2 separate regions of the Homo sapiens genome follow, and region 1 is linked to region 2. A link is a contact called in ENCODE Hi-C or POLR2A ChIA-PET data. All regions are on one chromosome and are shown on one strand. Each heading gives the region's core, a stretch centred on a gene start or an enhancer-like site at or near the end of the contact. The rest is flanking DNA. Distances are from core to core; before and after follow the strand shown.

Region 1 (2,872 bases), core at 364-2,863, 41 kb after region 2:
CCAGTGTTCTTGGGCCACAGCTTTCTTGCCCATGAGGTCTGCAGAGCTGCCGTCCTGGTTTCTGAGGAAGGTGATTTTGTTGATCAGAGTTCAGATGGTGTTCTCCCAGATATTCGAAAATGGAGGGCCTTGTCCATCTCAAAGCGGTGGTTGGGGATGCAACTGATGTTGCCAGCCAGGCGTTGGGGATCAGCCAAGGCTTTTGATAAAGTTGGAAGAACTTCAAGCTCCTTTGGACCAACCTTCCTTCCTTCCTTCCTTTCTTTCTCTCTTCCCTCCTCCCTCCCTCCCTTCCTTCCCTCTTTCCTTCCTTTCCTCTTTCCTAAATAGAGACAGGGTCTTTCTCTGTCCCTCAGGCTGGAGGGCAGTGGTGTACTTATAGCTCACTGCAGCCTCAAACTCCTGGGCTCAGCGATCCTTGCACTTCAGGCTCCGGAGAAGCTGGCACTATAGGTGCATACCACCATGCCTGGCTAATTTTGTTATTTTTAAAATTTTTTTGTAGAGACAGGGTCTTTCTATGTTGCCCATACTGGTCTCGAACTTCTGGGCTCAAGCAATCCTGCCTCAGCCTCCCAAAGTGCTGGGATTATAGGCGTGAGCCACTGCACCCAGCCAGATTTTTATTTCTGTTCGGGGAGAGTGGCTTCCTTTCGTTTCTCCTGTCCAGGGTGTCATTGCCTATGCCAGCCTGAGTGTGTGGGCCTCCTGTGGGAATCGCCACACTGTCCTGTTAGAGCAAAGCTTGCAGCCAACTCTTGCCCCCAGTGCTGCAATGCAACGCAGATATTTTTTAGCTTTGTTTTAAAAATAATATGGCAGATGGCGAAGCAGGACCTGACTCTCGCCTTCGCCCTATGTCTTTTCGTCTGCTCTTTCTCCACCGAGTCCTGTCCCTCAGCATTTGCTCCTCCTGTTCCTTCTACTTCCATCGCTCTGCATTTTCACCATTTGTCTTTTAGAAGACATGGTTTAACATTTTTTCTAAGTTATATAAATAATATAAAAATACATTTCTGAAAGAATATAAATAATGCACAACTATCTAGAGTACAAAAGACAAGTGTTCCCTCCTAGCGATCCTGCTGTGAAGCGTTTGGTATATACCCTTCCAGGTATTTTTTATGCATTTGCATATAGGCAGGCATATATATACACACACACATGCCTAACGCACATCTATTTTTAACACAAATGGGATAATTTATACTGTTCAGATTGTTTTGAGACTTTGCATTCTTCAGTCATGAATATATGTCGACTTCCTCCTCTTTCACACTCTTCCAAATCTTCCCCATCCTTCAAGGTGTCATTCATTCTTTGAGAAAGCCCCTAGTGGCGCTGTCAATAGTGAGTTTTGGTAGGTACGTTTCTAATGTTCTTTAAATTCCTGTAATCCTCTTCCCCTCTGGACCGCTCACTTTGTCTAATCTTATGTTGTTCTTTGTTTATTCATTAGTTAATTAATTCCGTTGAGCTACACTCAGTTATTTGGCCCCCAAGAAGTTTGTCGTCGGTGGAAGACACAGACATACTAAACATACCTTGCCCTGGAGGTTCATGAGGGGGTGGTAGATGGCAGGCTGTTGATGCACAGTAGTTGAATGAAAGAATGAGCAATGAGTAAGAAATAGAATTCTGTAGGTATCAAGTATAATGATGGCACAATGGTGGGGTTAGTTACCTGCTGGGGTATGTCATGGAAGGTTTCAAAGAGGAGACGTTTGACTTGAGTTTTTAAGGATGAGTTGAAGTTGATCAGGAAGATGGGCCTGTTAGGCAGCGGGAATGGTGGTATCAATCGACATGGTTTGCTCACAATATTCTCATTGCTAGTTTCATGGATGTATCCTGTGGCTTCTCCATGAGATAATGAAGTTCTTGAAAGTGGGAGTGTCATTTACACTCCTACCTGCAGACAGGTATACTGGCACTTATTACATACCAAATCCTATTCCATGAGCTGTGCATGTAGTAGCAAGCACTGATGTAGGTTCTCATGTCTCCATTTTAGAGATGACAAGACTAAGGCACAGATAAGGTAGGCAATATCCCCAAGTCTCCATGTCCCCATGATTAGTAGGAGATGGAGCTGTAAGTCTCTTTTTAGAGTCTTCATGTCCTCACCTTTATTTCTTTACATTTTGTATTTTTAATTTTTTTAAGAGACAGTCTCGCTGTGTTGCCCAGACTGGAGTGCAGTGGTGCAGTCATAGCTCGCTGCAGCCTCCGACTTGTGGGCTCAAGCAGTCCTCCCACCTCAGCCTCCTGAGTAGCTGGGATTACAGGCATGCACCACCACACTTGGCTAACTCAAATTTTTATAGAGATGGGGTTTCACTATATGGCCCAGGCTGGTCTCAAACTCCTGGGCTCAAGTGATCCTCCTGCCTCGGCCTCCCATAGTGCTGGGATTACAAGTATATGAGCTGCTATGCCTGGCCCATATCCTCATCTTTAAATGGGTCTAGGAATGCCCACCAAAGAGAGTTGTATGAGGTTTTAAACAGTAAATGCCTCTAAATCATCCAAAGTAGGGAATAAAATATCAGCTTATATCATAAACTTGGTTAAAATAGCACTCTCCTGCTTTATTTTTCCTCATAATACTAATGCTACTTGGCATAGAGTTGTTTATTTGCTCTCTCCTTTGTCCATTTTATGTATGGCTGTGTCCCCAGCACCTGATACAGAGTATAAAGCATTGGCTGAATGCGTGAATCTTAGTTCCCGCTTTTCACCTTAGCATCCTGACTACCGATGCCCTGAACACACATGGTGAATTTGGCTGAAATGAAGCATTCTGTGCCTGCCCCACAAACCACCAAGGGACTGTGGGTTTATTTGTCTCAAGATGGTCAACACTGCTGTT
Region 2 (2,960 bases), core at 148-2,647:
TCTTTTCAGCTTCTGTTGAATGACTTGACTTGTATTTTTCAGACCTGTTCTTTGAATAGCACAAAGATCACTGTTCCTCTTTGACAAGAGCTGTTTTTTTCTGAAGGGACTAAGACGCGTTAACAGTTATTTATACCCTGTCTTGTTCCAAAAGGCATTTGAGTGGCATATCTTACAGATAGGTGCAGGAGCTTGGGCTGTTGCGTCTGAGACACTATCCTGATGGGCACACTCCTCAACATCTCTGAACCTCATTTTCCCTGTCTGTGAAATGGGGATAATGAAGACCCATTGCAGAATGTTGTTTTGAGAATTAAATAATTTACAGCTTAAGTATTAGTCACTTTTGTTGTTGTTGCGGGAGGCTCAGGATCAGTGATGTGAAACAGTTGGCCTGGTGCCTGGGACAGAGATGTGCTCAGGAAATGGTGGTCCCCTTGTGGCCTTGAGTAAACGACTTAACCTCTCTGTGCCTGTTTCCTCACCTGGCGACCAGCCTGACCAACATGGCGAAACCCCATTTCCAGTAAAAATAGAGAAATTAGCCAAGCATGGTGGCGGACGCCTCTAATCCCAGCTACTCGGGAGGCTGAGGCAGGAGAATCGCATGAACCCAGGAGGCAGAGGTTGCAGTGAGCTGAGATCACACCACGGCACTCCAGCCTGAAATGGGCTTGACGGTCATAAGTAATGATAGTTAACACTCACGCAATGCATCTGTGAGCCACGCTTTCACTGCGAACTGTTTAATCCTCCCGACAGCTCTGGACGACAGGTGGTCACCATTGTCACCTTTTTACAGAATATGGAAACTGAGTCCCAGTGGGTTGAAATAGTAGCCTGAGGTGACATCTTTGCAGGCAGCGGAGCCAGGCGGCTGGACCCCAGAGCCCTGGTTCTTAACCAGCACGCGAGTCCTGGCGGCGCTTGTGGCAGGTTTCAGGGCTGAGGGTGGCATCCTTGCTCCCAGAAAATCACTTCAGATATTTTTAGGCCTGGATTCTATTTGGTCACTCAGCAGCCCAGTGTAGGTCTGGCGGATGGAGGAGTTTGGGTGCAGCTTCACGTTCAGATGGAAAAGCTGGTCTTCCCTGCACTTGCCTGCAAAGGCTCCTGGGGCAGAGCCCTGACACAGAATGTGGTTGGCCACTCCAGGCATGCTAGCCCCCTGGCTTATAGGCTGCAGAAGGCTTCCTTGACTGTTGTCCACACACTGGGAGCAATTCAGTTTCTCATCTTCTTTGGGCCTCTGTAGCCAACTACAGTTCCTTGCTTCAGAGCCTGTGTCTGTGTTTGGAAGGGGGCTGTGGATTGCACCCCATGGGCTCCTACCTTGAATCCTCTGCTGGTATGAGCTTGGCAGGCCTGACTGGCCCTTCTCCAGAGAGAGCTTTGGCCTCAGCTGCTGAGCCCAACTTTCCAGGCTGCTGGGCTTGGCTGCCCGGTTTCACTCCTAGAAACTCCTACACAGAGATCATGAGATTTACAGGACAGAGCCTTCTCTACGTGCTCCAAGTGGGTCCCTTGGTCATGCATTTCTTGGGCCTAGCTTGGTACCAGAAAAAGACACAGAAGCTGTCTAAACTTTGATTTAATTTTTATTCATTTTTACCTGGTCTTATTCCAAAAAGCATTTGAAGCAGCATAGCGTACGTATAGGTGCTGAGAGCATGAGGTGTTGTATCTGACACACTGTGTCATTGTGGGCATGTTCCTTAATGTCTCTGAGCCTCAGTTTCCCCACCTGTGAAATGAGAACACAGAAGACCTGTTCCAGAATTTTTTTGTTTTTGAGATGAAGTCTCACTCTGTTGCCCAGGCTGGAGTGCAGTGGCAGCGATCTTGGCTCACTGCAGCCTCTGCCTCCTGGGTTCATGCAAATCTCCTGCCTCAGTCTCTGAAGTAGCTGGGACTACAGGCGCCCGCCTCCACACCTGGCTAACTTTTGTATTTTTAGTAGAGATGTCGTTTCACCATGTTGGCCAGGCTGGTCTTGAACTCCTGACCTCAGGTGATCTGCCTGCCTCAGCCTCCCAATGTGCTGGGATTACAAGTGTGAGCCACCATGCCTGGCCAGAATATTGTTTTAAGAATTAAACAATTTGGCCAAGCACAGTGAATGCCCCAGGAACCTTAGCAGGCAAGTGGTGGCGCACGCCTGTAGTCCCAGCTACTTGGGAGGCTGACACAGGAGGATCGCTTGAACCTAGTAGGTGGAGCCTGCAGTGAGCCAAGATCATGCCACTGCACTGGAGCCTGGGTGACAGAGCGAAACTCCATCTCAAAAAAATAATAATAATAAAGAAATAATTTACAATGTGAGCATTACTTACTTTTGCTGTTACTGATGCTGTTATTAACATTATTACTATTATCCTCATCCTAGAAGAAAATTGATGGTCAGGGAAAATGAACTTTCACCTGACTCAGAGCCAGGTGTGCGTGCGGTGTGTGCACTTGCGTCCTTGTGTGTGTTTGTGTGTGTGTGCACGGGCATATGCATGCACAAGTGCGTGTCTTCAGCTCGTTGCCAAATGGTTGCATCTGGCTTTCCCCTGCATGAAGCTCCGTCATTTTCCATAGTTTCTGAGCAAATTAACTTTGGCATCTAGCTGGGTTGCTCATTTGCTAGTCGTGCCTGTTAGGAAAGGCTTGTTAAAGCTGTGTTATTGGTGGCGTTTTAAAAATGTGTTACTCTCTTTGTGCGCCTTTTGCCTGTTAAAGTGATGACTCTATCCTCCCCCGTCCTCGTCATATTGAAGGCCATGATCACAAAGCTTGAGGAAGACCCAGTGCTGCATGGTGGAGTGGTTGTGAGCTCCCCCGAGGTCCATGGGCAGGTGCTTTTGACGCTCAAGAACCCCGTCCTTAGGCCCACCTTCCAGGTCCACCTGCATCCCAGCCCCTGGCCGCCACCAGGGTTGGGCACCTCTGTCTTTCTCTTATCCTCCCAGCCTGAT

The links. A loop is a pair of places that touch in the nucleus more often than their neighbours do. ChIA-PET counts read pairs that join two places held with the same protein, here RNA polymerase II (POLR2A). Pooled maps may share reads with other maps.
Region 1: a pooled map shows a loop between it and region 2 (10-fold over the local background). The contact joins the promoter of SNX29-AS2 here to the enhancer-like site in region 2. A Hi-C loop is called at or near these places in 2 of 168 maps with a recorded cell type or tissue (endothelial cell of hepatic sinusoid and sciatic nerve) and 1 of 50 pooled maps. POLR2A ChIA-PET finds 5 or more read pairs at or near these places in 2 of 52 experiments (HEK293 and WTC11).

Annotation. Positions count from the first base shown.
Region 1 is chr16:12,370,988-12,373,859 of GRCh38, forward strand. It overlaps SNX29-AS2 (SNX29 antisense RNA 2), which reads right to left and starts at 1,614. Exons shown (of 2, transcript NR_188406.1): 1 at 1,545-1,614. The region is part of intron 16 of SNX29 (sorting nexin 29); the gene reads left to right. It overlaps LOC105371087 (a long non-coding RNA gene), which reads left to right. Exons shown (of 3, transcript XR_933083.4): 1 at 1-1,922; 2 at 2,015-2,041; 3 at 2,682-2,872.
Region 2 is chr16:12,329,777-12,332,736 of GRCh38, forward strand. All of the region lies in intron 15 of SNX29 (sorting nexin 29), which reads left to right. Among named protein-coding and RNA genes, the nearest start is that of SNX29-AS2, 41 kb to the right of the region's middle. RefSeq lists an enhancer at 2,471-2,960. Within about 2 kb of position 1,398, at least 5 of the 41 ENCODE cell types and tissues checked have a DNase peak (open chromatin) inside an H3K27ac peak, as active enhancers do.